Regions from separate parts of the Mus musculus genome. Here all the other regions are linked to region 1. A link is a loop called in an ENCODE intact Hi-C map of the cell type or tissue named here. Cell type or tissue: left cerebral cortex. All regions are shown on one strand. Each heading gives the region's core, and the rest is flanking DNA. Links, peaks and the distances in the headings are about the cores only.

What was found. A loop is a pair of places that touch in the nucleus more often than their neighbours do. Peaks named below come from ENCODE experiments on the same cell type or tissue, not always from the same donor. Only the 100,000 strongest peaks of a DNase experiment are listed, where the experiment ranks them.
Region 2: a loop joins it to region 1, with 2.8 times the contacts of the local background. A loop is called at or near these places in 4 of 42 quality-filtered maps.
Region 3: it touches region 1 in a loop (3-fold over the local background); 9 of 42 quality-filtered maps call a loop at or near these places.
Region 4: it touches region 1 in a loop (2.5-fold over the local background); 10 of 42 quality-filtered maps call a loop at or near these places.
Region 5: it touches region 1 in a loop (3-fold over the local background); 13 of 42 quality-filtered maps call a loop at or near these places.
Region 6: it touches region 1 in a loop (5-fold over the local background); 14 of 42 quality-filtered maps call a loop at or near these places.
Region 7: a loop joins it to region 1, with 2.8 times the contacts of the local background. A loop is called at or near these places in 13 of 42 quality-filtered maps.

Annotation. Positions count from the first base shown.
Region 1 is chr16:95,699,455-95,703,756 of GRCm38, reverse strand. Ets2 (E26 avian leukemia oncogene 2, 3' domain) reads right to left here and starts at 1,350. Exons shown (of 10, transcript NM_011809.3): 1 at 1,113-1,350. It overlaps Gm31989 (a long non-coding RNA gene), which reads left to right and starts at 2,909. Exons shown (of 4, transcript XR_876298.3): 1 at 2,909-3,558. In left cerebral cortex, for the core only: a CTCF peak has its summit at 1,841; DNase peaks (open chromatin) are centred at 1,392, 1,790, 2,250, 2,576 and 2 more places; H3K4me3 peaks cover 2,041 bases; H3K27ac peaks cover 2,035 bases.
Region 2 is chr16:95,842,417-95,846,718 of GRCm38, reverse strand. 1600002D24Rik (RIKEN cDNA 1600002D24 gene) reads left to right here. Exons shown (of 4, transcript NR_040484.1): 2 at 3,462-3,516. Among named protein-coding and RNA genes, the nearest start is that of Gm32130, 42 kb to the right of the region's middle. In left cerebral cortex, for the core only: no CTCF peak of the experiment used is centred there; DNase peaks (open chromatin) are centred at 1,181 and 1,874.
Region 3 is chr16:95,641,069-95,645,370 of GRCm38, reverse strand. No RefSeq gene overlaps it. Among named protein-coding and RNA genes, the nearest start is that of Gm31845, 25 kb to the left of the region's middle. In left cerebral cortex, for the core only: no CTCF peak of the experiment used is centred there; DNase peaks (open chromatin) are centred at 1,715 and 1,959.
Region 4 is chr16:95,829,381-95,833,682 of GRCm38, reverse strand. It overlaps a transcript of 1600002D24Rik not described here. Among named protein-coding and RNA genes, the nearest start is that of Gm32130, 29 kb to the right of the region's middle. In left cerebral cortex, for the core only: no CTCF peak of the experiment used is centred there; DNase peaks (open chromatin) are centred at 213, 1,514 and 1,946; H3K27ac peaks cover 386 bases.
Region 5 is chr16:95,652,830-95,657,131 of GRCm38, reverse strand. No RefSeq gene overlaps it. Among named protein-coding and RNA genes, the nearest start is that of Gm31845, 13 kb to the left of the region's middle. In left cerebral cortex, for the core only: CTCF peaks have their summits at 2,357 and 2,557; DNase peaks (open chromatin) are centred at 2,642 and 2,797; H3K4me3 peaks cover 573 bases.
Region 6 is chr16:95,943,292-95,947,593 of GRCm38, reverse strand. No RefSeq gene overlaps it. Among named protein-coding and RNA genes, the nearest start is that of 1600002D24Rik, 16 kb to the right of the region's middle. In left cerebral cortex, for the core only: a CTCF peak has its summit at 1,989 (motif pointing right); a DNase peak (open chromatin) is centred at 2,066.
Region 7 is chr16:95,821,914-95,826,215 of GRCm38, reverse strand. No RefSeq gene overlaps it. Among named protein-coding and RNA genes, the nearest start is that of Gm32130, 22 kb to the right of the region's middle. In left cerebral cortex, for the core only: no CTCF peak of the experiment used is centred there; DNase peaks (open chromatin) are centred at 879, 1,149, 1,858, 2,233 and 1 more place; H3K27ac peaks cover 505 bases.

The sequences.
Region 1 (4,302 bases), core at 83-4,082:
AATAGTAACAAGAAATGGGAGAAAATGGCAGAAATGTAGTAACTGGGAATAGTTAGGTTTTTAAACAAGAATTTCATGGATAACTGTATCCTTAGTGGAACAGGTAATCACTTATATAAGAGAGCATGAGTTTGTATTTAGATAAATTTAGGTTAAAAAAATAAAATAAAAGGACAAAACCCTTTGAAGGTTGGTTTGCCTTTTGCTTAGCAATCAGTTTAGAGAAATGAATGACTAATTCCATATATGAGAGTTTGGCTATTTCCCTGTGGGATGCACGGTGTTCACATTAACTGCACTGCGAGATTACTCAGATTTTAATAAAAGCTTAACACTGAGATGTATCTCCGGATTGGCGGTGGTGTAGGCAGGCAGATACCGACAGGAGCTTCCACAGCGGGAGCAAGTCTCTCAACTGGCGAATTAAATGACTCCTCTCTCCAACCAGGACTGCTCACCGCTTTACTTTCTAAATAAGTAGCGAGTCAACTACTATTTTAGGCTCCCCTGAAATTGAGTGCAGGCTAGTACAAGTCTTATGAGATTAAATAGTAAATTAGAAAAAAAAAAAAGTCAAATACGCAAACGCTTCAGGTTACCCCTTCATTCATATGCTTTAAGGAGAAAATAAAAGCAGAGCAGCCACCAGCACCCCTACTTGGACCGTATCCCGTACTGGCTTCCCAGGGCCCAGGGGAGCCCAGACCTGGCCAAGCAGGTGACACGTTCCCGGGAGCCGCAACTTCCCAGGTGTTCCATGATCCGGACACCCCCACATCCTTCCAGGCCTAGCGCCTCCCCAACTCAAGTCACCCCGAACCTGGGGCTACCTCGGCCACCTCTCCAGGTGCCTCAAGCCCTCTCGAGAAACGCAGTCGCGCACCCCGGGCAGGAACCGCACGGGGCGACCACTGGCTTCCCCAAAACAAAAGCGGTCTGCCCGCGCCCTGCCCGATGCCTGGGTCCCCCTCCGAGGCCACTGGGTGCCTAGGAACCAGCCGGAGCGGCTCTGGGGCGCGCGATGGCCCGGCGGGATCAGGGGCCGCCCGCACTACACCCCACCCCGGGCGGAGTCTCTGCTGAGGACCATCGCGCACAGGGGCCGCTCTTACCGCGCCGCAGCAGGCAGGGCCAGCCGGAGGGCGGCGGGGAGAGGAGATCGCGGCGGTCCCGGCGCGCAAGGCCGGGCGAGACGAGGCCGTAGGGCCGATCCGGGCGCGCGGGGCCGGGGAAGGTGGCGGGGACTGACGGGCCTCAGTGGTGTCCACTCTGTGCTCAACGCCGCGGTGAAGGAAGTAACCAGCCCGATCTCCTAGCCGCGCGCTCTTCTGGAGCTGGGGGAGGGCCGGAGGGAACCGGGGGAGGGGACAGCAGGGGTGACGGAGAGAGCGCGGAGGAGGAGCGAGCGCGAGGCCGGCGTGGGAGGAGAGCGCGCTCTGGCAGCGGCGGATCCACGCTGCTCCCGGGCCCTTCTCTGCGACCCTGCAGCTCGCTGTCGCCTGCCTGCTGGCCCCTGCTCCTGGAGCCCGGTTCGGGCGTTATGCCCAGGAGGTCCAGCTAGAAAGGCAGGGCCGTATCCGCCCGCGTTAGGCTGTCTGCAGGTCCGAGCTGGGGGCCCTGTTGGCACTTGGGTTGGGTGGTTAGGCTTCTGCGGTGGAGCCTGCCCTGTGCTTGGAGCTACGTGTGGGTCCTGATTTCTGGTCCTTCGTCGTGAAAGACTCATACGTGGGGTTAGGGAGTCGCAAAGTGGGCGGGTGGCGGAGTCGCGAGTGGAAGAGCAGAACGTGGCGCAGCCGCTTGCCTCTGGAGAGGCCCCTCCTACTGCCTCGGTGCGGATGGCGCCCCCTAGGGCTGAGCCGAGTCTCAGCGCCGACTTGGCCGAGCACTTAGGCGCCATCTATTATTAGTCTTAGTAAATCCTTCAAGGCTACTACTGTGTTCTACTTAACATGGTCTACGAGGTCAACTACATGTCAAGTCCAGCGTGACTCTCCCAAACTCATGGTCAAAACACAAGCCAAAGAGTGGTTTCCTTTTTGGTCAGAAGGCGTTGAGTCCATGGTTGGAAACCTGTGGGATTCATCCGTAGGCACAGGTGTACGTTGAATATTATTTCGTTCCTTCTCAAGTTTAGGTTGTTACCAGAGATGGCATATGAAATTGCAAATGGCAAGCTCAGGCAAGGCCACGGGACTGACGATTGGTACATTACAAGGACAGCCTTGCCGGGAAGGGAGTGGAAGACCCCAGCTTCTCTGGTACCGCAGGGTTCCTGGTTTCCATGGCAACTCCCCATCTGAAATTATTGCCAATCAAGATACTATTACACCTGATACTTCTCTCCAGTGTATCACCTTTGCAGGAGTCAAGGCCTAATCCACTAAGCTAAAACAGCTAGGTCCAGAGGGAATTGATATTTCCTCATGGCTTCTCAGTGTGTATTCAGGTCCAGACCAGAGAACCCAGGTCAAGGAGGAACTCCATAAATAGAAGAAAGAGTCCCTGTCCCGTTACCATGGAGACACGGAACAGCATATGCTAACTTAAAAAAAAAAAAAACATAGCAGAAGGTACTGACTTGTCTGAAGGAGTGTGTCCGTTGGCCCTATCTCCCTGCAAGTATTTTCACGCCTTGACCACGTATCTGAGAAGCTTGGTACACACAGTGATCTCTTGAAGTTCAGATACCCAAAACAGGACTGTTTCCTTCCATCACTTCTGCTCCTGAGACCGTGGGCATTCGAGGACTCCTTTGGTCCACAAAGGCCTTATTGAGCCAAGCCTCTCAGGGCTGCTCAGGCTGATGGCTGGAGGGCAGCTCTTGGTAATGCTGAGCAGAAAAGCTACAAAAGAAGTTAGTACCCAAGTGTCACAGCACCCCTGTCATTAAACTTTGATTAGCTGATGAAGCAAACCTGTAAAAGAATTTATCAGCAGGGCTGAGAACTTGGTAGGGACGGGCTCTAAATTCCTGAATAAGTTTTTCTAAACTCTCTTTTAGGAGCATTTTAGGAAAATCTCTGGGGGAAAAAACTGTCATATACATGAAGAGGAAGAAAGGTATTCAGGAAAGCCACCCCAAACCTGTCAGGTCTGAGTATGTGGAAACCTAATGTAAAACAACAGCGGCTAGAAGCACGCATGGCAGACCAGCGAGCTCTCACAGACGTCAGGCACCTTTGTGTTCTGCCTGGCCTTCTGGAGGAGGCAACCTGGATCCCAAGCATAAGCTAGACAGGCCTCTGCTTTGTGGTTGGCCCACCTCAGCCTTGATCAGTTACATACTCAGGAACATAACAGATACACATTTACCTTTTCTGTTTGGTTCCCCCACCCCTTCCTCTTCTTGGGTGGTTTCCTAGTTACTGAGCCGGAGTTAAAGCCTAGCCTGGCTGAGCCCTGTGATTATTCATTGACTATTATGGCTCGATTCACAGGGAAGCTGGGGCCTTTCTGCAAATTGAATCTAATAAAAGCGCACTCCTTCTGCTCTGAGATCAAAAGTCAATGGCGTTAGGAGGAAATGGAGGCTGGGGAAGGCTCGTTGGCTTGGAGCTGGTAAGGAGCTGGTAAGGAGCGAGCAGGTGGACTGTAGGGGGTGGGGGGTGGGAGCAGCATGAGGACAAATGTAACCAACCCTCCTCTGAACAGAAGGGGAGACAATATGAAAGAGCATATGAATTACCTAGAGAGTGAAATGCAGAGTTCTTTAGGACCTGGGCATAATTATGAAACAATGATTAACCCATTAAGTCATCCTTTTCAGAAACCGTGCATCCCAGCCTGCTGAAGAGCTGGCTGTGTTTACCTTGTGATCTGGCTCAAAGGCTCTATCTTGGGGGGTGGGAGGGCGGGGTCCCAGCTCCAAGTTAAACATTTAGTCTGAGGTGTACAATATTCACTCTGCAAACACGGTGTGAGGTGGAGAGGACAAAAGGAAGTGGGGCTTGAGTGCCTGCCCCTTGAGGTTGGATTGTGGGGATCACACACAGAGTGGAGCCCTTTGAACCCAGAGGGTGGGAAAGCAGAGGCAAGTAAGGGCCTGGAGTGTGTGGGGAGGTAGAATTACCCCATTTTGAGTATGGCCTGGAATGCGTCATGGAGTAGTTAACTGATTCACAAATCCCACTGGTGTTGGGGTCAAGGAACAGATAATGGCAGACTTTCTAACCCCACGCCTTTCCAAACCAATCCTCTCTCGCCAGTCTGTCGGCCTGCACGGGTCCTGGGAATCTGTGTGACGTGGGAGCTGGAAGTCTCTCCAGGTCCCACCAAGGGATCCCAATGCCTGTCAAGGCCTTA
Region 2 (4,302 bases), core at 181-4,180, 140 kb before region 1:
TGGCAGTGTTAACACACAATCTTCCTGCTTGGCAAGTGTATTGTGTCCACTTTCCTTCAAGAACTAACTCCTTTGGCCTTCTATAGCATCAAACTATGAGGTCATTTTAGTGTGATGGATACACATATGTGCAGATGTTTATCAACACACACATGTATGCATGTGATGCTTTAGCTCTCTTGTAGACTACCAAGGATTTGCTCCATATCATTCGGTTCACCTCCAAAAAGTGGAGGTGATAGGTTGAGGTCAAGGTTCTCAAGCCAGGCAGCCGGTCAGCTCATGGCCTTCCACAGGCAAGTCCTAGATGCCACAGGCTCTGCTCACACGATGCCTTGGCCGTTCTGACTTGGTAGAGTGTCAATCCTCGATCATCTCAGTGCTTGAGGTTGGACGTTCTCCACCTCCTGTCGTCTCCCTTCCCACAAAGGACACAGTCTCTGCAGGAGACTGTTTTGTTTTGAGACAGGGTCTCCTGTATCCAATGCAGCCTTTGCTGTGCAGTTGAGATGATCTTGGATTTCGGATCTCCTTGCTTCTGAAGTGTGTATCTCCACCTAAGCTTATGTTGTACTAGCCATGGAACCCATGGCAAGGGAGAACTCTATCAACATGGCTGCATTTCTAGCCCCCTTCAGGAGACTCATCTGGACCCCAGATCTTCCTGCAGGTTTCAATCATGGATCCCCCTTTCTTTCACAGTTTCAATTCTATCCCTGCATTTTCTTAGCTTCTGTGGCCTCCACCCTCACTCTTCCTCAAATCACCCACGTTACCTCTTTAGGAACTTACCTCTCTGAGAAGTCTTCCTAGAGCCCAGCAGGGTGTGGCTTCCTTTGCCCACCTCCTCAGCAGTCCAGTGATCTATCCAACTCTGTCATAATTCCATTATAGTGACGTCTGCTTTGACTTGTTTGACTTTACCAGAAGCTGTCACAGCCTCTCTTTACAAGTACCTGATTTCACTCTAAACTCAGTGGCTTGCTTCTCCCTCTGGTTCTGGGCACAAAGGGCAGCCACTCCATACTCTTTGATCCAGTTGCACAGGATAGGAGTCTGCTCAAGCTTTTAATTAACCTTTATGACATGCATGTGAGTTACAGAGAAAATTAACGGAGGAAAAATGACACAGCCGTGCAGAGCAGCTTGCCGTTCCCCCTGTAATTAGATCGCACGTGATGCGGCACCGGCTAATTGCCTTGCCACCCAGCAGGGAACTCCAGCACGGTCTGCAACACCCAGGCCTTCCCCACCACGGGGCAGATGTTGGGTGAGGCCTACAAACATCTGCCCTGTTGTTTCTAGTCAGTCACAAGAGCCCACTAGTTTTTGCAAGCAAGAATGGATGCCTGGGTGAGGTGCTCAATCCTGCCAACTTTCTGGGCAGGATTTAGGCTTATTGAACATCTGATCTGTTCTTCCTGATTGATCAAAGCGTCTGTTCCTGCATTTCAGGACCAGAATTTGAATACAGGACTCCCTTTTGTTGAATTTTCTCAAATGAACCTGAATTTTGACGTTGACACAGGACTGCCTTTGCCTTGGCAACCATGGACAAAGCGAGAGTCTAACAGAGTTTGTGTGCACAGTATACACTCTCCCTATTCACAGGTGTTTAGTGTTACTAGCTCAGGGGTCTGGGGTTTGCCCCAAAAGCTCCTGGCCTCAGAACTTCACTCCGTGGCCTGGAAGAAGGCTGGCCCCTATGTGGGAATGATGGGGACAGCTGACTGTGGCAGCTGATTTCTTTCAAGTACTTGATAATTTGCAGATGTTGGCAGTTACCAGTGAAGCCAGGGCTAAGCTCCAAATGCCAAACCACAAAACATATCATTTCTCCCATCTGATTCCTGGAAGTTAGTCAGTGCTGCAGCGACGTGATTCACAGTGACAAATAGGCCTGTTCTTGTTGGCAGCCTGCAGGTGCCCACGCAGTGGGGGCCATGGCTATTCATCAACTGCACTGCTCCAGAGAGGGAAGAGGATTCTTATTGCCCCTGTTAGGACTCTGTGGAGATCATCTGTCATGCTCAGCTCACAGTGTATTTTTAAGAAGTCCAGCTCTGTAGAACACATCCCAAAACCACCAGTACTTGCATAAGTTTCTATTTTTTTAAGATTTACTTTATTATATATATGTATGTTTATGTATATATGTGTATATATATATGTGTGTATTTATGTGTTATGTGTATATATGTGTGTGTATTTATGTGTTATGTGTATATATATGTATGTATGTATATATGTGAGTGTGTATATATACATATACATATATACATATGTATATCTACATTTATACACACATATACATACACATATACATATATGTGTGTATAGATGTAGATATATGGGTATAGATGTAGATATACATATATATGTATATATCAGTGCTTTGCCAGCATATATGTAAGTACACCTCACTTGTTCCTGGTGCCTGTGGAGGTCAGGAAAGGACATTGGATCTCCTGGAACTGGAGTTACTGGTGGTTGTGAGCCACCATGTGGGTGCTGGGAACTGAACCTAGGTCCTCTACAAGAGCAATCAGTGCTCTTTTGCTGGGCCATCTCTCTCCTGCCCCGACTTTCTAAGGTCTGAGTCAGGATTTTGTAGTCAGCCTTGTGCCATGAACCTTTTAGTCAGCTTTGTTAAAAGCCACTTTGTTAAAATGCAGCTAACAAGATATGGTAGCCTCAGGTCTACACTGTGCTAACCCGTGGTATCTTCATTAGTGTTCTGCAAATAAAACTGGGTGTCTGCCCAGGGGCTGCTGTAACTTCTAAGTGGATCCACACCACACCAGCATTATGTATGTCATCTCCAACAGCTGTATGCAACATTCAAGTGACTGACGCTCAGTTCTGTTGTTTGTGAGGGGAAAATCCCAAGCACAGTGAAAAAAGAAGAATTTCTTTCTCATTCAGTGTGGCTGTGTGGTGCTCTGAAGGAGACTGGCCTCCATAGGCTCATATATTTGAATGCTTGTTCTGCAGTTGGTAGAACTGTTTGGGAAGGATTAGGAGGTGTGGCCTTGTTGGAGGAGGTGTGTCACTGGGGATGGGCTTTTTAAACCTCCCCCACCCCACCCCCGCTCCTCTCTCCCTCTTGCCTTCCTTGGGGTTCTTGTCTCAATATGTAAGCTCTCAGATGCTGCTCCAGCACCAGGCCTTGCCTGTCTGCCATGCTCCCCATCATAACAGTCATGGACTAACTCTCTGAAACTATAAGCCTCCAATAAACTCTTCCTTCTATACATTGCCTTTATCATGGTGTCTCTTCATAGCAATAGAAAAGTAACAAAGATGGGGGAATCCTGGCTTCTAACTCAGAGCAGGGCCTTGTACTCACCCCTCCATGTGGCAGCTCAGTATTGGAAGTTCATATACAAGGTTGGCTTGCTCCTAGGGTGGTGATAATCCTCCAGCCTCAGGCATCTCTGAGTCCTGTTTTTCTTCCTTAGGGTCTCCTGGAAGAGCGGAAGCTCATGATGATGTTTACAGCTTCCAATCTATCAGGTAATCAAACCCAACCGAGAATTTTGGTTCTTTTCATATGAGCCTGTAGCCATATAATAGGTCCATTCTGCGATCCATAATTTTCCACAAAGCAAGATACCAAATGAGACCTGGTGATTTTCAGCAAGGGAGTTGATGGCACTGGTGTTTGTTTTCCATGAGGAGGCTGAGAGGAACAGGAAGCTGTTCTCTCACTGCATGCTGGGTACAGGAAGTCACAGGTCAGCAGGGCCAGAACTTCCCAGCTGGGAACAACAAGAGTGCCTTGGCTTGCAGATACACTTCCCCAGACTTGTGTCTGCCTGTGTGACTCCACCCCTTCCTGTGCTGACAGGAAGCTGCAGTCATACGTGTAGAGTCCGCCAGAACCCAGGAGACCATTTCTAAAGATCCTTAACCTGATCAAACCCTCAAAATCTAAATTTATTTCTGGGCTGGAGAGATGGCTCAGCGGTTAAGAGCACCGACTGCTCTTCTGAAAGTCCTGAGTTCAAATCCCAGCAACCACATGGTGGCTCACAACCACCCATAATGAGATCTGACTCCTTCTTCTGTAGTGTCTAACAACAGCTACAGCCTACTTACATTTAATAAATAAATCTTTAAAAAAATAAATAGATTTATTTCCAAACATGGTCACATTCACAAGGCCTGAGGGCTGGGATCTGAACAAGTCCTTTTGATGCAGCCCACTAGGATACCTGGGTTACAAAGAACCTAAAGAAAGGATATGATGACAGTTCTGACTGACACAGCCCCTGCAGCAGACTTACAGGAGACCCACAC
Region 3 (4,302 bases), core at 105-4,104, 58 kb after region 1:
GTTAAGAGAGTAGAAGCTTTACAAATAGGCTTAATGTTCTAAAAAGAAGCCAGAAAGAGACTAGAGGGTGGCTTAGTCTTTAGAAGCAGTTGTCACTCTTGAAAGGGACCTGGGTTCTGGTCTCAGCACCTATCAGGTGGCTCTCAGCTGTCCATAACCCCAGTTCTCAGGGCAGGGGACAGTTCTGGAACCTTCTTCTAACCTCTGTGGACACCAGGCATGCAAGTGGTGAACACACATACACACACACACACACACACACACACACACACACACACACACACGCTAACTACAACCACACAGAATAACCAAACCCAATCCTGGATAATGAAAGAACTGCTGGCTATCTCACCATCCCCAATCTCAAGTAGAAGAATAAAAACGGTTGGCACAAAACCAGACATGTTTTGATCCATGGAAACAAATTGAAGACCCAGAAATAAATCCATACACTTATGGGTTCCTGAGTTTTGATGAAGAAGCCAGAAACACACAACACAGGGAGAAAAGACAGCATCTTCAACAAATGCTGCTCAAACTGGATGCCAGCACAAGAATCTCAGTAGATCCACGCTTATCACCCTGCACAAAGCTCACCTCCAAATGAACATAGGTCATAAAGCCAGATGCACTGGACCTTATAGAAGAGAAAGTGGGGAATAGCTTTGAACTCATTACCACAGGAAAAGACTTTCTGAACAGAACCCTGTTAGCACAGGCACCAAGATCAACAACTAATAAATGGGACTGCACGAAACTGAGAAGCCCCCGCACCACAAAGGACTGCCATTCAGACAAAGAGGCAGCCTATAGAACAGGAAAAGACGTTTACCAGCTTCACATCTGATACAGGACTAATATCCAAAATATAGACAGAACTCAGAAACTGGACATCAAGAAAACAAATGACACAATATTAAAAAAATGAATTTCAGATCTAAACAAAGAATTCTCAGAAGAAGAAACACAATGGCTGAGGAACACTTAAAGGAAATGTTTGGCATCCTTTGCCACCAGGGAAATGAAAATCAAACTAGTGTTTAATTTTAATTTAATTTTATGTATATATTTTCCTTTGCTCTTTTCACCCAGCAGGTCCTTTGTGTGTATTTCATGGCTCCCAGCATAGTGTCTTCATGGGATTTCTGAGTGTGCGAACACATGCGTCTCTGTTTCTTGTGTCTGTCCTTGGGGCCATTTGCTTCTGTTTGTTTGTTTTGCCCAATTCTGATATGTTTTTTTTTGGTCTTATTTAATTATTATCCCTTAGAAACCTGTTTGTTTTCTAATGAGGGACAGAAAGGGGTGGATCCCCATGGGAGGGGAAGTTGGGAGGAACTGGGAGGAGTTGAGGAACATGAACCTTCATATATGACAGAAAAACAATCCATTTTCAAAAAACGGAAAAAACGAAGAAAAAAATAAATTACTTGTGTTGTTGATTAAGCTAGTCAGCCTATGGTATCTTCTATCTTCTTATAGCAACCCAAACGAAGACAAGGTCTTTCTCTGAGTACATTTTTTTTTTCAAAGTAAATGGAAAAGGCAAAACTCATGATACAAGAGCTCAATTGTTATTTTTAAAGCTCATTTTGGTATGTTTTTGGAAAAAGAAACTAGGACCTCCCAGTTCTGAAAGACGTGGGAGTATTTTTAGTGTGAAACCCTGGCTTCAGAATGGTGATATAAATTACTCTTCAGTGACAGCTTTGAGCAGACTCCAGCAATGGTCCTGATGCGCCTGAAGCCATGGGATAGATGTTCCACTCTGTTTTAAAGTCGAGAGGAAGACAGAGACCGTGTTTGTGGGTTCACCTGTGACTTCTTGGCAGCTGCCCGATTTATTTCTTCCATTTCAGAGTCAGACACAGACTGTGGACCAGCCTGGGCCCAGCACATTTTATTGGTGTTGGATCTGGTCCCAGGGGATCCTCATTACTTGGTTACAAGATGGGCATGTGGGCGAGAGAAATCATGGCTTCACTATAATTTAGAAATTTTCTCCAGGTCCCAGGAGGGAAAGCTTTTGGAACCTCTAAAGACATAGTGTGCTGTTTGCTTTGCGTGAAAGTGTGTGGGTGGCCAGGAGCTAGAAGCGCAGTTGCAGGGTGGAGAGGTGACATTCTGGGACGGACTATGAGTACCAGGTGGGTGGCTTCCAATCTGGGTCTCCTTTGCCTGCGTTGTTCTTGCCTGGCTCTGACATTAGCCTTGGCTGAGCCACGGAACTGAACAGAGCCTTATTTCCTCATAGTAAAGCCAGGGTTGGAGAGCATGGGAGACACTGTGTCTGAGTCAGAAAACTTGTGTCAGTGGGACACTGACTGGGGCCTTAGCCACCGCTGGCCCAGGACCGCTGGCCCAGGGCGGTATTGGTCAGACTGTTTGGAAGCACCTGGTGGAAGCATGAGTCAGGTCTCTAATCAGTCGTCCTCATGCCCTCTGACCTGGAAGTTCTGCTAAGAATTGGTCATAAGGAAATAATGAAGCCACGGAGACAAAGATTGCCCAAGAAAAACTAAGTCAGGCTTCTTTCTGTGTTTTAGGTAAGGGCATGTTTACGAACAGACAAAACACAAGAGATGGAACAGAGACTCCCGTCAATATGAAAGCACACTCACCCGCAGCTGCCATCATGGAAATGCAAGCCAAAGATTCATAGATCCCATCACACCCCATCCAAAAAAAAAAAAAAAAAAAAAAAAAAGCAAATAACGAATGCTGGAGAGAAAGCAGACAGGGGAACTCATAGACTGCTGGTGGGAATGTCATTACAGAAAGCAGAATGGAGGTTTCTCAAAAAAAAAAAAAAAAAAAAAAACTCAAAATAGATCTTCCACGTGATGTAGCCATAGCAGTCCAGATTGTTTACCCAGAGGACTAATCCGACACAGCGCAGAGACAGTTGCTATCCATGTTTGCTGCAGCACTTCTCACAAGTCATGAATTAGGGGACCAACCTAGGTGTCCAACAACAGGGAAACAGATAAAGAAAACACACTGTCCTGGGTTTCTTTCTGTTGCTATGAGAAACACCAGAACCCAAAGTGACTTGTGGAGGGGAGGGTCTATCTAGCTTATAGGCAATAGTTCCTCGTCAAGGAAAGCCCAGGTGGGAACCCAAGGCAGGAACAGAAGCCATGGAGGAACTCTGCTCCACCTTGCTCAACTTCTTTTCTTACACAGGACAAGCCCACCTGCCTAGGGGATGGTGCTACCAGCAGTGGCCTAGGCTTTCCTATATCAATTAGCGATCAAGAAGATGCTTCTCAGACACGGCCACAAGTCAATTCTTCAGCTGAAGTTCCCTGTTCCTAAGCAACTCTGGGTCTGTGTCAGAGTGACAGCTGAAGCTAACTCTAACATACACAACAAGAATCTTTCCAGCCCCAAAGAAGGAAGTCACATCACTTGCAGAGAAATGGATGGAACTGGAGATGCTCATATTAAGAGAGTTAAGTCGGCCTTGGAAAGACATGTGTGTTTTCTCTTACTTGATTTCCCTAGCTGCCTTCCTTCCCATCCTGACAACCTCCTTTGCTGCTTTCTCCAAGTCACTGCTCAGGTGTGCCTTCCTATCATGGCTGGGACAGCGGGCTTTAGCAGCTTTAGACCACTGAGGTAGGTGCACTCACACTCAGATCTTTGAGCCCAGATGGCACTTGGCTGTGGTGGGGCCTAATTTTCTGACTCACTGGGAGATGGTCTACAGCCCTTGGCATTCCTTCCTTTGTGTCACCAAGCCTCAGCTTCTCTTGTCACTAGCCCTCTCCTGGTGTTCCTTGTCTAAGTCTAAATGTCCTTCCTGTAAGTATGTCAGTCCTTGGATTTAGGACCCACCTCCTCAAGTCTGACCTCAGCTTAATGTGGCAAGACCTAATCTCCAAATGTTCATCTTCATGGGTCCTGGATTGGTTACTTTCTTTTCTTTTTTTTTTTTTTTCATTTCTTTTTTTTCATTTATTTATTTTTATTAGATATTTTCTTTATATACATTTCAAATGCTATCCCAAAAGTCCCATATACCCTCCCCCTGCCCTGCTCCCCATTCACTCACTCCCACTTCTTGGCCCTGGCATTCCCCTGTACTGGGGCATATAAAGTTTGCCAGACCAAGGGGCCTCTCTTCCCAGTGATGGCCGACAAGGCAATCTTCTGCTACATATGCAGCTAGAGCTCTGGGGGTACTGGTTAGTTCATATTGTTGTTCCACCTATAGGGTTGCAGACCCCTTTAGCTCCTTGGGTACTTTCTCTAACTCCTACATTGGGAGCCCTGTGTTCCATCTTATAGATGACTGTG
Region 4 (4,302 bases), core at 160-4,159, 130 kb before region 1:
CGTTTCTGCTGCAATAACACTAATGGCTTTAGGAAGCGGCACTTCCGCGCCTCGAGCAGTCCCTCCTGGGCTGTCTTGCGCAGCTTCCCCTTTCCTTTGTGGGTTTCAACGCTCTTCCCTTTTGTTTTTCTTGGTCTCTCTGCTCCGTTCTTACCCCCTTCCACAGTTCTTAAGAAAATTCCCAATGGTATAATCTAGCTACTTCTTTACACCGAGCTGTATCCTCAGGATCTTAATTTCGGCCCGAGCGTTTGTATGAAGGCGTTTGACTTCATTCTTGGTCACTTCCTAAAAATATAGGCCAGTGATGTCAACTAAAATATTTTTGGAAACTCATCCAATGTGTCTGCCTGTCCGCATGGGGCCTGAGAGACACAAACATTAATCAACTACTATTTGTTCATCATGTGCTCTTGGGCGAGGGTTGATGGCCAGGCCCACGCCCATTATGGCCAAGGTGCTCAATCTCCTGAGAGAGGCAGAACTCAGGCTACAGTGTCAGGGGCGAGCATGTCAGATGGACTGTCTCCAACAGAGAACTGGAACAAGCCCACCAGAAGTTTTGATTAGGACTTCAGGAAACTTTTATTTTTGAGAAAGAGAGCAGCCTTTAGCTAGACCTAAACATGTCAGAAACATAGCAATGAGGGTATGGGAAGTGAGGGTAGGGGTATGTGTGGGGAGTGTGTGGGGTGGGAGTGGCAAATCCCCAGGATAAAGCTGGCAGAATAGCAGAATAAGCAGCATCTTGGAGACATTGGTGTAGGTAGCCATCAAAAGGTGGTATGGATTTGGGGAGTAAAAGGAATGGATGAATCTCTAGTTTCCTCCTGATTGTTCTATGTTTATGCATGTGGATGCATGTACATGCATGTGGATGTGTGTTTGTGTGAGTACACATTTGTGCAAGTGGACATGGAGAGAGGCCAACATTAGGCATCAAACACCTCCCCCCCTTTTTTGAGACAGGGGCTCCCACAGGCCTTCCGGCTTGCTACATCGGCTTCCTGTCCCACAACCCCCTGTGTCTTTCTCCATCATCCCAGTGCTGAGAAAACAAATGCATAGGCGTCCACTCCTGGCTTTCTAAAACATGGCTTCCAGGAATTAAACTCAGGTCCTCATTGGCACAGCAAGCACTATGCTGACTCAGACATCTCCCCGCTTCGATGCTATCCGTCTCTGTAGGGCGTCTAAGAAGCTCGGAAGGTCCTGTTCACACAACAGCAGAGAGGCCCGGCACACTGAAAATTCATGGCTTCAGCTAATCAAAGAACTGAGGTCATAAGACAAAACACTACCCCACTCCTGAAGTTAGAGAGTCAGCTAGGAAGACAAAGAGAACTCCAAGTTATGGGAGCAGAAACCCAAGACCAGCAGTCTCCATGGTAACGATTGCTGGGTTTCTTTGACCCAGTACAGTATGCTTGGCTTTCAACAAAAAGTACAAGGTGAGCTAAGAGACACAGAAGGAAGGCTGGGGAGGTGGATGGAGCTTTGTAATTGATTTAGATGCAGCTCCGTTGAACAGAGTAAAAGGAGTCGGGGGTGGATGGGGGGGGCAGCCTGTGCACGTTAGCTTACAGGAGTCAGCACTGGCTGTGAGAGCAAGCCTGCGCAGGCTGTGGGAGTGATGGAGATGGAGTGCAGCTGTGTGGCAATGCACCTCGGGGAAGCCTCTCTCCTTGCTTCAAATAGGATCCCCTCCTTCTCTGTCCTCACACAAGTCCTGAAGCTGGCCAAAGTGTGGCTCATACAAATGTCTAGATTAATGAGGATGCCAACAGGGATGTAACTCAGGGTACTGGGCCTGCCTTGGGCTGAAGTCCGTCTTCTGAGTTGGAGTGGGCAGGGAGAAGTGGTGTTCGCCTCAAAAGCAGTGACGTGTTGCTTTATGGAACAAGATCAGCGCTGATCATTGTTTGTGCTTCCTTCCTTCATCCTGTCATTCAGCACTGACCTCTGGTCATGATGACTCATCAGCCCTCCGAGCAGCTGTGAGGAGAGTTACCTCCAACACAGACAATGGAGGGAAGCTGGTATGTGGGCTGAGATGGGAGAACAGACAGGATCATGGGGGAGTGGAGGAGGGGCTGAAGGTCCTGCAAGAATCAGCAAGGACAGGCTTGCAGGAAACCCATTCTCTTCTTTTGGAGGGGAAGTTGCTTTTTTAGACCTGACCCCACTGTGCCAACGTCACCTGTGACCACAGGGATAGCAGGTACATGCCAATGAGACAGCAGACCCCGGCGCAGTGAGGGATACCACCAGGCATGGTGACAATATTGACTGTCAACATGGCAGGGTCTAGAATCACCCTGAAGACAAGCCTCTCTGGGTATCTGGAGTTTCTAGATTACGTTCATTAGTGTGAGAAGACCCAGCTGAATGTGAACGGATAGGCTGGTTCCCGGACCGAAGAAAACAAAGACCAGACTCCTCTCTCTGCCTCTGGATTGCAGGTGCAGTGTGACCAGCTGCCTCACACCTCTGGTGTCATGGCTTCCAAATATGATGGACTGTACCTTCTGTTTACAAGACCTAATAAAGTCTTCTTTCCAAAGGCCTTGTTTGTCAGATACTTTGCTGTAGTAAAGTAACCAGTGCAGGCATGGGTGTCACAGGCTGGCTCTGACGTAATCTCCCACGCCACCAAGAATTAAATGGTGCTAAGTCCCTGGAGTTTGTCACATGAAAACTTCTTGTGTGTCTAGTATTCCACTCAGCCATTGGGGCTGATTGAGAGTTTGGCCCCTAGCAAGTCATCACAAGGGCGTAAGCTCCGCAGCGACTACAATTAGTTGAGTTAGGGTCTCCAGGAGAAGTGGGTCAGAATCACAGAATCACAGCAAAGCTGCCACAGAGGACGCACAGCTGCCAGCAGAGAGATGTAGCAGTGAGTTTGGTGAGTTTAGCTAAACTGCTTGGTGATAGGCACAGGTCTTGCTCCCAGCCACCAGCCAGAGCCCTCTGGATTTGCGAATGAAACACACACACACACACACACACACACACACATACACACACACACACACACACACATAGTTAATTTTAAGTGCTTTGACTAGCTCAAAGGCTGGGCAGGTCTAATCCTACCCGCTGCTAGCAAACACCCCCTCCCCCAGTACTTCTTAGTTAACATCTTTTAAAATCTATATTTCATCTCTGCTACCCCAAACATATTTGGGGAAGTGGCCATGTGGCAAGCTTCCCGATTGTCACAGGTAGCAGGTGATTCTCTTTCTTTCCTTTCTCCCAGTTCCTAGCCCGTGCAAATCTAAAGGTCCTGCCTCAGTTTACCTGCCCAGTCATTGGCAGTTGCTTCTTTATTGATGGATTGAAAAACAATTGTGGGGAAAAAACTTCAGCATTTGGGCATGCAGATTCCTGATTTTGGGGACCTAGCTGGATTAATTCAAAGCATTAGAACCAATCCCCAACAGAGGCTGGAGGTTGGCGGCAGCTGCCTTTTTGGAGGTATATATGTATCTAAATTTCTCAAATTCTGGAAAAGTGAGTTTGATTTTGGGGTGAGATGAATCTGCCACCTAATAGATGTGTGAACTTCAGAAAAATCATATATATTTTCCAAGTTCAGTTTTTCCCTTTGTGATGAGGTCAGAGGCAGGTCATTTCAGAGGTGCCTCGGTCTGAGGATTACCTCCACCAGTGCTGGGCCAGGGTCCTTACACCCTAGGGTCCCTTTAGTCTCTAAATCTACACTGGGAGCAGGCTTAGTGCTACCCTTTTTGATAGAAGTGGAAACTGAGGCACATTCCTGGTAAGTAGTTTCCCTTGGGTGACTTGGGTCCAATGAGGGAACAGAGATGTAGTCCCTTCCTCTACGCCTTGACCCTGGGTAGGATGTGGCTCCTGAGGTGGAGATCTGAATAGTGACATGTGGAACTGAACGGACCTCTGCTTTCTTCCTCTCCTCTCCTCTCCTCTCCTCTCCTCTCCTCTCCTCTCCTCTCCTCTCCTTCCTTCTTTTCTTGTTCTTTCTTTCTTTCTTTCTTTCTTTCTTTCCTTTCTTTCCTTTCTTTCCTTTCTTTCCTTTCTTTCCTTTCTTTCTTTCTTTCTTTCTTTCTTTCTTTCTTTCTCTCCTCCCTTCCCTCCCTCCCTCCCTCCCTCCCTCCCTCCCTCCCTCCCTTCCTTCCTTCCTTCCTTTCTGAGGCCCTGACAGGAAGTTCACCCTTCAAACATTGATGACTAGAGTCAGCACTGTGAAATATCCCTGCTGTCTGGAGGTGGAGACAAGGCTACAGGTCTAAAGCTGTGCTGGGCTTGTGAGTCCCTGGAGGC
Region 5 (4,302 bases), core at 213-4,212, 47 kb after region 1:
ATGGTCACTGCTTTCTGTTTGTCTTAGAGTTTTATTGCTGTGAAGAGACACCATGACCAAAGCAACTCTTATAAAGGCAAACATTTAATTAGGGCTGGCTTATGGCTTACAGTTTCAGAGGTTCAGTCCATTATCATCATGGTGGGAAGCATGGCAGTGTGCAGACAGACATGGTGCTGGAGGAGGTGAGAATTCTACGTCTACCGACAGGCAGTACAAGGGGACATTTTCACACTGGCCAGACTTTCACACTCATACATGCACACACTGCATGCACTGCATGCACTGCATGCACAAATATAAAGACCTCAAAGTCCTGCCTCCACAATGATGCACTTCCTCTAACAGAGCCACACCTCCTCCAGTAGGCCACACCCCCTCCAATAGGCCACACTCCAGTAGACCACACCACCTCCAGCAGTAGGCCACACCTCCAGTAGGCCACACCCCTCCAGTAGGCCACACCCCTCCAGTAGGCCACAACTAGTACTACCACTTCCAGTGGGTCAAGCATATTTAAACCAGTATGCAGCCTATAGATACAGCACGTCCCCATCTCAACTCTTGTTGTCAGGCCTTCTCTGCCGTGATGGCCTGCACCTCCTAACTGTGAGTTAGTTTGCTTCTTGTCAGGTATTTGGTCACAGAAGTGGGTAAAGAGCCATCTCTGTTGCCTCTGTGGGTTTACCATGGTGCCTGACATTTGAACTATGCTAGCGGAGAACTGATGTTATTAAAACCATGGCAGAATGAAGTTTGTGTAAACAGGAGAAGAGTGAGGAGGGCAGCATGCACTTCTGTTACGGCCGTGGTGGCAAGCGGCTCTGTGCAGGGTGGGGGCTGACTGGGCATTGCAGAGCTGCCTCTTTGTTCAGGAGACCATTGTTCCATTTACTGAAGAAAAAAAGAGAGAGAGAGAGATCTGATTTCCTAAAACATGGTTCAGGGGTGAGCTGTTTATTGGCCATATGACTTTGGTATTACTCAGACTCTTCAAGCCTGTTTCCCCTGTTCTGACATGGTAATGGAATTAATGGTAATTACTCATCAGATGAACATGGGAGTGAACCAGATTCTCTGTAGCATGTGTGTGACATGCATGTGTGTGCATGTGTGTGCATGTATGTGTGTGCGTGTGCATGGGAGTACATGTGTGTGTGTGTACATGTGTGTGGGTGGGTGCTTGTATGTGGATGGATGTGTGTGTGTGCTTGTGTGTCCATGGGAAGAAGCATGGAGGTGTGTATTTGTATTTATGTTCTTTTTTTTCCTTTGGTTTAAGTTTTATTGCATTATGATGAGAAAAGATAAATAATTTCAATTTATCTGAATTTGTTAACATTTAAAAACATATTTTGAGTAAATAGACTTACATGACATTCTTCTTTCCCTTTTGTACCTCAACTCCTCCCAGAGAGCCCTCCCCACTTCAAAACCTGCAATACCTTTCTTTTTTTTATCACATTCTTTAAAATTTATAAAATATTGTAGCAATAATATTGTAGCGTCTCTCAGTCACCTGTAACTCCAGCTGCAAGGGGATCTCACAGCCTCTTTTGACTTCTGGGGCACTGCACACATGCACATACCTATCCTCCACACACAGATTCACAGAACCAACAATTAAAATAAAATCTTTAATAAAATAAGATAGCTGATGGAGCAGCATGGTAGCTCAGCTCTAACAGCACTCGATACCCAACACAGTGACCTGAGCTCAGATCCGAAATGCATAGAGTGGAGAGGGAGACAGGAATTGTCCCATTTTCCCGTGACCTCCCCAGCTCCCTGTGGTGTGGTGTGTGTGTGTGTAATTATAAATTAATCATAAGTAATGATAAAGAAATAAGCGACATTGGGTAGCTTTTGTAATCCCTGTGCTACATGTGGAGAGGCTGAGGTTTGCAGGTCTGTTTCCCACCCTTGTATTGGATGGATCCTTCCAATCATCAAGCTCTAGGTCATGTGACTGATGACCATTAAATATGCACACATAAGCATCGCCTTCTGGGCTGGGATGTAGCTCAGTGGGTAGAGAGCTTGCCCAGCACGCACCAAGCCCTAGGTGCATCCCTGCCTCTGTATAAACTGGGTGTGAGGACCACACTTGTAATCTCAACGCTAGAGTAGAGGAGGCAGGAGGGTTGGGAATTCCAGGTAATCACTCTCTACAGAGAGTTAGAAGCCAGCTAAGGTATTTCCGACCCTGTCTCAAAACGAAAACAAATATCTCGCCGTCATATTCACAACTGTCTTTATTTCTTACCACATAACAGCACAAGGATTTTCCTGTTCATATCCCGAAATGTATATTTTTATTCTTTTATTCCCCAAGGCTTATGCAAATTCCAATAAACGTTGTGAGAATCTCACCCCCCACACACACACAAAATTAAATTAAATTAAAAAAAATAATTTCCCGATCTTATCACCACAAAAGGGTGGGAATAACCTGCTTCCCTGATAATTTCCGGGTAATTTCTGACTAAATTTCTTCCCAGACTACTTTGAGCTGTGAATATCTCTCCTGGGGAATCACGCATTCTGCCTTCTAATTTGATCTGGAGGAAGGAAGCGGTACTGCTCTGCTTCATATACGGAGCAGGCGCCCGGTACTCAGGGAGGAGCCCGGTTATGTGAGGAGGTGTTTTAATAAGCTAGCTCCATAATTGTGTTTCCTCTCCACTAAATAAGAAAAGTCCCACCCTAGTGGGACTCCGTCCCTCTAAATTATTTTCTGGCTTTAATTGTGCCATTTCCCACAAGCGCCTAATTTAATTATAAGATCGGACCGCTTTTGTGTGCAAGCTTACTGGCGCGTTAAGGATGCTGGGATGCCAGAGCGCTGAGGAGGAAGTGAGCCGGCTTATTCATTTACTAGAGTGAGCCAAGCAAGGTCCAGAGCTTGCCTACCTCATTCTCGCTCCAGTCTTTGGAAGGTATGGGATCTAAATGAGCAGACTCAGCCAGGGGCTGAGGAAGACCCCAGCCTTGAGCTGAGATACACCAGGTATCAGCTAGCAACTCACTCCAAAAGCTGGGTTCTGCTCTCTGAGCCCGGAGGCAGTATCAATTCAAAACCCTTTGGGAAAAGCTAGTGTCTTCGTTACTTTTCCTGTAGCTTTAGAGAGGAAAGGCTTCTCTGGCTCTCAATTCCAGGATACAGTCGGTCATGGTGGGTGTCTTAGGGTTTGCTGCTGTGAACAGACACCATGACCAAGGCAACTCTTATAAAGAGAACATTTAATTGGGGCTGGCTTACAGGTTTAGAGGTTCTGTCCATTATCAAGGTGCAAGCAAGGCAGCATCCAGGCAGGCATGGATGGGGAGGACATCTTGATCTGAAGGCCACTAGGAAAGGACTGACTTCCAGGCAGCTAGGATGAGGGCCCTAAAGCTCACACTCACAGTGTCACGCCTACTCCAACAAGGCCACACCTCCTAATAGTGCCATTCCCTGGGCCAAGCATATACAAACCATCACAGTGGGGAAGGCCTGAGTTTGGCAGCAGCTCACGAAGAGGGAGCTGCACACTTTGTGCTAAATCTGCTGTCAGGGAGCAGAGAGGGCTATACCCTGGTGTTCAGCAGGTTTCCTCCCTGGTGTGCAGTTCAGGACCCCAGTGTAGGGAGAGAATGATGGCGTTCATTTAGTTTTTGGGTGGGTCTTCACACCTTGACTAACATAATCAAGAGACTCTCTCACAGGTATTGTCATAGTCTTATCTCCTAGGTGATCCTAGATCCTGTCAAGTTGATAGTCAGTATTAACCATCACAGGTAGTAAGCCAGCTGACTTATATCTCTGTAGTGGACTCAGGGTCCTGTACCCTGGCAACAATTAATGTCCTAGCATGAAAATCAATTATTTTCGCAGTCTCTGTGAAGGATGTATGCTATGTACAAAATAAGGAGGCAGAAAGCAAAGCAGGACTTGTGTTTGCAGGAGTGGCACAAAGATGGATTTTTGACATGGGAAAGGTTTAGCTCAGGGAAATTCACTCACAGGGTCTCATCTCAGGCTTTGAGATGAACATGCCTGTAGGAAACTCTAAGCAGCCGGCTTGGGGTGGGGGTGGGGGTGGGGCTCTGGCACCTCTAGTCAAACTGTGTAATGATGCAGTTTGTATTGCCTCAAGAAAGGAACTGTGAACATGCTGGGCATGTTTACTGGATTTCTTCTTTTAAAAAATTAAAATAAAAATAAATTTTAATTTTTAGTCTGTTAAAACATTGCTTTTATTGTTTAACTTTTTATTGATTTGTGTGTGTGTGAATTTCACATCATACACCCTAATCCTC
Region 6 (4,302 bases), core at 188-4,187, 240 kb before region 1:
AGGTAAGGAGGAGGCAGGGTCATCTTAGTCATTAGAGTGCTTGCTGTGTAAATCTCTCTCTCTCTCTCTCTCTCTCTCTCTCTCTCTCTCTATATATATATATATATATATATATATATATATATATATATATATATATCTTTGTCTCTCTCTCTTTCTATCTCTCCCTGACTCTCCTTTAGGTCTAGTCTTTTTGAATCAAGGGAAGTGACTTTCTATTTCAAGTGGCTGTCCCCACAGTGCTTTCCTGCCCATCAGTGTCTGCTCCAGTCTATACCATGTCTCAGCCCAGGGTCATGCTGTGTAAACACCTGGCACCATGTTCCTCCCATGGTCTGATTTTTTTTTTTAAGCAAAGTATCCAGAAGGGGAGAGAGTATTCTGAACAGATCAAACAAGCAATAAAACCAGCCATTGTCCTCGAGGGTCTTAATGGAAGACTCTCTTCTATTCTCCAGTGTCTCTGTTGGCATTTGATCAGTGCTGGCTGACCTATTGGCATACATACACAAATTACTAAGCACATGGGCAGTGGTGGTCATTCTCCATTCTGCCAAGATACTTCTGAGCGAAGGCTGGCTCCTGCAGCTTCTGGGAAATAGCTGTTGAGGATTTAGGAGTGTTGCCACCTGACTGTTAAACTATCAATGGCTGGACATTGGCCAGTGTAGGCATACTTACATCATGGAACTTGAAACAGCTTCACATAGGGGATTTGATTTTCTTCCTAGGGAATCAGTTTATCAGCATTCCACCATAATTCCCCCACCCCTCCCCAGCCACATCAACTTCCTTCTGTCCCTCTTCTGTGAGACAGAGTCTCTCTATGTAATCCAGGCCTTGAACTCTAAACCCTCTGCTCCTATCCCTAAAGAGCTGGGATTGCAGATGTGAGGCACCACATACTGCTTTGTCTTTTACCATCTATCACCCGAGAAAGTCACATTGTCTTCCTAGCCTTGTGCAGAGGGGAAACATTCAACATTCAACAATGCTTTTCTTGGTCCTGGGATACTTTGCCTCCAAGAAGAATGAAAAGTTGCTTTGGTCAAAGCTGGGCCACTGGAAAGGATCTGGCTGGTTCTGGGCAGGTATATAGTAGGATTACAGATGATCCAGCCTCCTCTCCTACAGCTCAGCCTGGAGATGCAGCTCAGAGGGTAAAGGTTTTTGTGAGTGTCGCACTGTGAGTTTGACTGTCACCTTTAGATAATTCTATGGCTTGAAGAAACAGAGGCAGGAATGTGAGCTTGGGTTTGCATGCAGGGAAATTTTCCTCTGGAAAAGAACTTGTCATCTGGGGTGATGATAGAAGACCTTCATCTTGCAGCCTGGCTCACTTTCTAGCTGGGTTTTGGCTCTGCCAACCCCAAGATTAGAATCGGGGTTTCTCAAGGAGTAATTCATTTTTGGAGTGCTCCTTGTGTTCTGAAATTTCAGCATGCCAATGCTAAACGATTCCTTGAGGGAGAACAATCCTCCCTTCAGACACTCCAAGGCTAACGTGGTTGAGATTGACAGATAGGCAAAACATTGAGAAACTTGGCTTTTTTTCTTTTCAAAATATATTTAACTTCAGTAAGCTGTAAGCCAAGCCCCTCGCAGATGGCAGACAACTTAATTGCTGTGGTCAACTTGTCTGACATTTTTTGGATGGTGTTGGGTGCTATAGTAATCCGCTGAAAACAGATCTCAGCCCACACAAAGGCATGCACAGGGTTTAGCATCTCCACTTGGCCGCCGGAGCCCCTGTTCATGGGTGCACCATCCCCCACTTCACCAACCAAGCTCTGGTGCAACTTGCAAACACAGCGTGTATTTCTTGGATAGAAAATTCAAGAGAGGCCCAGGACGAACTGAGTCAGCACTGTTGTTTCTTCATGGGAGCCTTGAGACAGTGGTGACCTCAGCTGGCTGTGTTTCTATTTAATCCGTCTTCCCACAGTTGGCTTGGGTTCTGGGCCTCCAGTGTCACTTTCACATCTTGTCCTCAAGGTGGCGCTAGATGTGCGTTGTAATACGGGCGTTGGGCGCCTTTTTTTTTTGGACTGGCTTCTAGGTGTGAGGCATTACGCATTTTCTGCTCTTTGTACCCGTGTACTATAAAGGCTGTTCTCTGAGCCCGTGATTTCTGATTCCACATAGAGGGTATAATTTGGGGGATGTGAGGAAACGTTCAGTTTGAACACTGCAGTGAGTCACCGAGCTTATGGCCACCTTCCCAGCAGAGTTAAAAATAAAGCACCATAGCATATCCATGTTTACATCAACGATCTCTGTTTATAGTAAACACACCGAGAACAGGCAGCAGTCAGTGGTCCATGCTCTCGTGTTCTCTCTCTCTCTCCCTGCCCTTCTCTGGCTCCTCAGGGGTTTCTTCCATCACGCTTCACACGGGTGTTTGAGGTAGGGTCTCTCACTGAACCTAGAGTTTGTTTTCTGGTAGCCTGGCTAACCACTGCAGCCCCTGGATCTCTCGGATCACACCTACCTGTGCCTGGCTCTTACATGCGTGCTAGAGACATGAACTGCAGCAAGCACTTTATCCATATCCACAGAGTCATCCCCCTGCCCTTTCTGACACATCTTTGGAATAGATGTGCTCTGGATAGTTAGTTGCTGGTTCAGGGGACACTGCCCCACAGATTAGGTTCCAGTTTAGAAAGGAGGTTCTCTGCCCGGAACACATGACAGTTGCTGGGCAGCCTGGGACAACACACAGGTCTGGGCCCCTTACTCAGAGGAGTCACCTGTGGGGTCTGGTGTCGTCACTGTGGTATCAAGGGTAGCAGGATGCTCAGATTTGCACTGCATTAGCTGTGTGACGTATGCAAGCCACTCCCTCATAAAGCCTTACTTTATAAATTATACACGTGATAAGGGTACATGGGTTGGGGACTGGGAAGATGGCCCAGTGGGTAAAGGACTTGCCACACAAGTGTGAGGACATGACTTCAGATTCCCAGAAGCCCATCAAGGTAGCCTGCATCTATAATCTCAATGTTCCTACGGTGAGATGAGAGGCAGAGACAGCAGCAAGAAGCTTGGAGGCCAGCTAGCCTGGTGTGAACTGCTAGCCTGGTGTGCACTGCTAGCCTGGTGTGCACTGCTAGCCTGGTGTGTACTGCTAGCCTGGTGTGCACTGCTAGCCTGGTGTGCACTGCTAGCCTGGTGTGAACTGCTAGCCTGGTATGAACTGCTAGCCTGGTGTGAACTGCTAGCCTGGTGTGTACTGCTAGCCTGGTGTGTACTGCTAACCTGGTGTGCACTGCTAGCCTGGTGTGCACTGCTAGCCTGGTGTGTATGGCATACAAGAGACCAGTCTCTAAGAAGGTGGAAGATAAGGACTAATATCTGAGGTTGTTCCCTGGTGCAACATACCACACACATACTCTGGTACATGCCTGCTTGCACCCCATTCAATACACACACAGATCACACACACTCACACATACACAAGCACTTACACATGCAAACCACACACATATACCACACACACACATACACAGCCCACACCACACTACACATACACACCCATACCACATTACACATACATGTAGCATACATATACTGTACACATTTCACAAACAGGTCACACACACATACCATACCACACACACGCTACATACACAGTCACATCTATACCACACATACAAACCACATACACATATATCACAGCACACACCACACACACACACACACACACACACACACACACGCACGCACGCACACACACACACACACACACACACACGCACACACACACACACACACACTACTCAGGAACATGGAAAGAGTGATTAAGATGAGGCTGTCCAGGGTCTCTGATCAGCCATGACAGTTGTCCCTTTAGGTGGGGTCAGGATCTGGATCCACACAGGGGACAACCACATGAGAACACAGGGAGAAGGTGACAAAGTATAGGAAGAGGCTTCATCAGAAGCCAGATCAGGGAAGGCAGAGGTGAGGCGTGCAGGTGCGGACAGAAAGCCTCTGTCCGAGTGAGGGGGTAAGAGTTGATATCCGCTGGGTGCTAAAGACTGTAAGCCACGAGTAAGCCCAACCAAAAAGGCTTAAGTAGCAAGTCAGTACAGCACATACCTCACATGCCTCACCCTGCTGCAACTCACTCACTGCGGACTTCAAAGACCGGGGCTTCTTCCTTATTCCTGCTGCTGTCTCTTTGGGATGGCTGCCGCTTTGTCTGGCTGCAAGATGGCTGCTCCTACCTCTCCGAGGCAGGTCTTCCTTCTCCCATGTGGCTCTTTACCAGGAAGGGATAGTTACTGCTTCCCAGCCCCA
Region 7 (4,302 bases), core at 60-4,059, 120 kb before region 1:
TATCTTTTTCAGATTGAGAAAAATCAACTTGAAATCTCCACAATCCTGGGAGGCAGAAATATAAGCAGAGCTGTGTGTTCAAAGGTCACAAGCAAACTGGAGCCCCCCACTTTCCGCAGGCTCTGGCTTCCCTCAGTATCCCACAGAAGTTCTCTGACTTGACAGCTACCAGGGATCCAGTGAAATTCATCTCTTTCGCCTTAACTTCCTTACTTCTAAAAAAAAAAAAAAAAAAGGAGCCGGACAACCCTATACTGTGAGGTACAGATTAAATACGCTCAGCAGTTGCCATGGTAACCACCCTAGCTAAAATGTCTTTACTGTTATCACCAACATCGTTAGTAGTGAGAGTTTTTCCACTCATGGGCTATCATGAGCCTGGGGATCTGCAGCCAGGGCTGGCATTCTAGAACAGTCTTTCATGCCTTTGGAGGTGGTAAGAAACTGCCATTGACTTGGGGAAAAGAAACCATTAGTGTTTTGCTCAAAAGTGTTCTCCTGACAACTGTGGAAACCGTATATATCATACAGGTAACACTAAATGAACCGAGATATATATGAAGGGAGGAAATGACAGTTTTAATTAAAAAAATGTTTACCTGTGACAGGGGCAAAGCCACATTTGTAAGCTTTGAGAAATTCAGATGGATGATTCTCACCAAAGACTCCAGGACTGGTCAGGACTGACTGCAGTAACACCCTGGTGTCTCAGAGGATTGGGAGGAAAGTCTCATTTTGTGCCCTTGTCAGTCCACTGCAGGCGGCACGGGAGAGCTCTGTTTATCATGACCACTCACAGGGCTGGCTTCACTCTTGGACATTTGCCAGGTGCCAGGGCAGGAGTGGGGAAGGGAAGTAAGATCCTATCCTGGTGTCAGGTTGCTGCCTCTGCCAAGAAGTACTTGGATCACTTCTGTTTGTCATTCGGCTGGGAACCATGGGCTCCATGTACCCAGGAAGGAAAGGGGTGGGACCCAGTGAGCCCCTGATCTCCACCCTAGGGTCAGACCACAGGCAGGGCAGAGACCATCTGGTCACCAGGCTTTGTGTGGAGCAAAGGCAGACGAATGTTTTCCTAAGGGGCCATAGGAGCCATATGGCCCCTGTCCTAATGTTCCGACTCCTGGACTCTGAGATTACACTGTGGCTTTTATAAACAGAATGGTGGTATCTGTGTTCTCATGAACTTACAAAAGCAAGCGGGCCAGGGGACCCCTCAGAAATCTCCAATGTTGTTTTTCAACAAGCAGGAAGAGTTGGGTGGCATCAGGAAGAGCAGGGGACTGCTCTGCAAGTGAGCATGGTCAGAGTTGCAGCGGTGTCTGCCCAGTGTCTGTGTTAGTCTCTTAGGATCTATTTAAAGTATGGGGGGGGGGGGTAAGGAGGAGGAGGAGGAAGTGGAGAGGAAGAGAAAGAGGAGAAATAAAGGAGGCAGGGAGGAAGGAGAAGAGGCAGAGGGGGAGGAAGAAGGGGGAGGGGAGGGGTAAGAGGAGGAAGGAGGAGGGGAGAGGGAGGGAGGAGGAGTGAGAGGAGGAGGAGGGAGGGAGAAGGGGGAGGAGGAGTAAGAAGAAGAAGAGGGAGAAAGGAGGAGGAAGGAAGAGGGAGAAGGGAGAGAGGAGGAAGGCCTCAGTTTTAGAGCTGTAAGTTTCTTGTTTGACATGGTGGACTAGTGATATTTAAAAGTGGAAAGAAAAAGTTAGTGCCCAAGGCATAAATCTTTTTAACAGAGTTTACGAGGCCCATATTCTCAAATACTCGATGTGTTCTAAAAATGCCTTCGGAAGCTTCTTTAGGGAGAAGCTAAAGATAGAAATTCCCTCTCTCCCCCTCTCCTCCCATAAATACACATGCACACACACAAATTGCCCACTGTGTGCCAAATTCTGTTCCTGGCCAAGGACATTGGGGGTAGGGGTGGGTTGGGATAAGACCATAGGATCCTGTTCCACGGAACCAAGCTGGGGTTCAGGCAATAAACACATAAAAAGCCAACAAACACCCTTGGCAGATACCAGCACATGAGGAAACAGTAACCTCTGGCAAGGGTGAGCACTGCGTGGGAGAGAGTGGTGGGCAGGTTGGAGCCCAAGCTGGGACCTCAGCTCTAAGCTCAGGTGTACAAACAGCAGCAGTCCTGGACAGTTAGTTGAAGGGAACAGGGTATAGCACAAGCAACTGTGTGCCTTGGGGAGCTGCCCGAGGGAACAGCTCCTGCTTCTCTAGGGAGAGTGAGAGCCTGCAGCTGCAGCCAGAGTCTAGCTAGGTTCCTTAGTGTTCTGAAGGCTGGTTGCCGGCAGCTCAGAGTGACTCCCACATAGCTGAGTTCACCCGCTGGCTGCCAACATAGTAAGTGTCCTAGGACACCGCAGAGAGGAGACTCTGGATGCTGCGGCAGGAACCCCTAATGTCACCACGGTATAGTGACCTGGCCACAAGTGTCCAAATTGTAACAGGCTGGCCACCGAACTTAGCCAGCTCACCTCTGTCCTAGCCCATGCAGGGGCCCTGAGCATGTGACCCTCCGCTCTAGCTCAGGGTACAGTGGTAGTGGCCTTCACTGAGTAGGTCTGCCCAGACTAAGCGCACAGTCTAAGAAGCTTAAACGCCCGACCTGTTTTGTCTCACACAGCTTCACAGCTAAGATTCAGGTCTCAGCAGGACTGGTTCTTTTGGAGGTTGTACAGCGGAACCTCTTCTAGCATCTTCGGGGATGCTGACATAGTTGGTGTATGTGGCGCAGGCGCACACAACCCTGACGCTGCCATTTGTTAGGATGCTGGGCATCCCGATGGCTAATGGCTGAGCCTACCGACCTCAAGTAAGGGCATCTATCCGCAGTAACTGCTGAAAATTCTTTTGAATTCCCGACAAAAGAAGCTTATGCAGGGAAGGGTTTACTTAGGATCACAGTTTGAGGGGTGGAACAGGCAAGGTGGGGGAAGGGGCGGAAGAGGTAAGGTGGGTGAGGAGCTAGAAGCGGGTGCGAGGCTGGGTGGGTCTGTTCTTGTGGATGGACCAGGAAGCAGACTGAGGCAAACAGGAGCCTGGTTGCTGGCTTTCTCATTCCTCCCCTTTGACTCAGTCTAGGCCAGCAGCACACAGTGTGGTACCATCCTCGCTCAGGGTCTGTTCTCCCTCCATGGTCACTCTCCTGGAAATGCCCTCACAGAAATTCACAGGGTGTAGCTCTTGGAGGGACTCCCTTGCCTTTTTATATTTATATTTATGTTTAATTATGCCTCTCTGTGGAGGACATTACATATATATGTGAATTTGGTCCCCTCAGAGGGTAGAGGTGATGGAGCCCCTGGAGCCAGAGTCTCAGGCAGTAAATTGGTTGTAAGTCACTGGGAATTAAGGTTCTCTGCCAGAGCAAGGGGGTGCTCTGACCTCTGAGCCACCTGTCTCATCCCCTCCTAAGGGATTCTGAAAATGGCTGAGTTTCTGTAGAAATGAACCACCATGCTGGTGTTCTAAGGTACTTGTGTTTAGGATTTGTCTTGGCAAAGGAAGCATGAGGGGACCACAGTCTAGCCTTTCCCAGGAGGCTCTGCAGAAAGTCACCTGAGAGCAGCACATTAGCTGATGCCCCAGGGACCAGTTCATAGCTGAGGGCCTGAACACCATGTGGCAAAGGAAGGAGAAGCTCCAGCTGGAGAGGACCTTATGAGGGAGACAGAGGGGCAGAAGGAGGGGAGAGGGCTAGGGCGACCTCAAGGAGGGATCTGGGGACTTGACTTTTTGAAATTCACCCTCTGAGCAATGAGAATGGTGCAGGAACTAAGTCAGAAATGACCTGTGTGGTGGCAGCCACAGGCGTAGGGGCTGCAGGGACCAGGTGGGCATTGGGATGTTGGTTCCTGTGAGTGTGATAGCAGTCCCCAAGAGAGACCAAGGTGGCTGAGGTCAGGAGGAACAGTGAGCCCAGAGGGTGTGGGCTTGGGAGATCTACCTGGACTTTGTGAATCAGTCCCCTGTGGCTATCCATCATGGTTGTTGAATGGTGGCTGACGGATTCTGTGGGTGACTATGAGGTTTTTGTAGGGTACACACTGAGAAGGCATCTATAGCCCAGATAGGCAGTTCTTGTGTTGTTTCTGGTTCCTTAGAACTTGGTGGGGAAAAGACCACTTAGTGGAATTGGGGTGCTTTCTGGAGAATAGACCAGGCCAGGCCATGCCTGCTGCCTACTGGGGGAACTCGTGTGTGTGTGTGTGTGTGTGTGTGTGTGTGTGTGTGTGTGTAGTGGAGGTGGGGGTGAGTGAGTAGAGGGGTTCACTCCAGTCGGTCACAAAAGTGTGG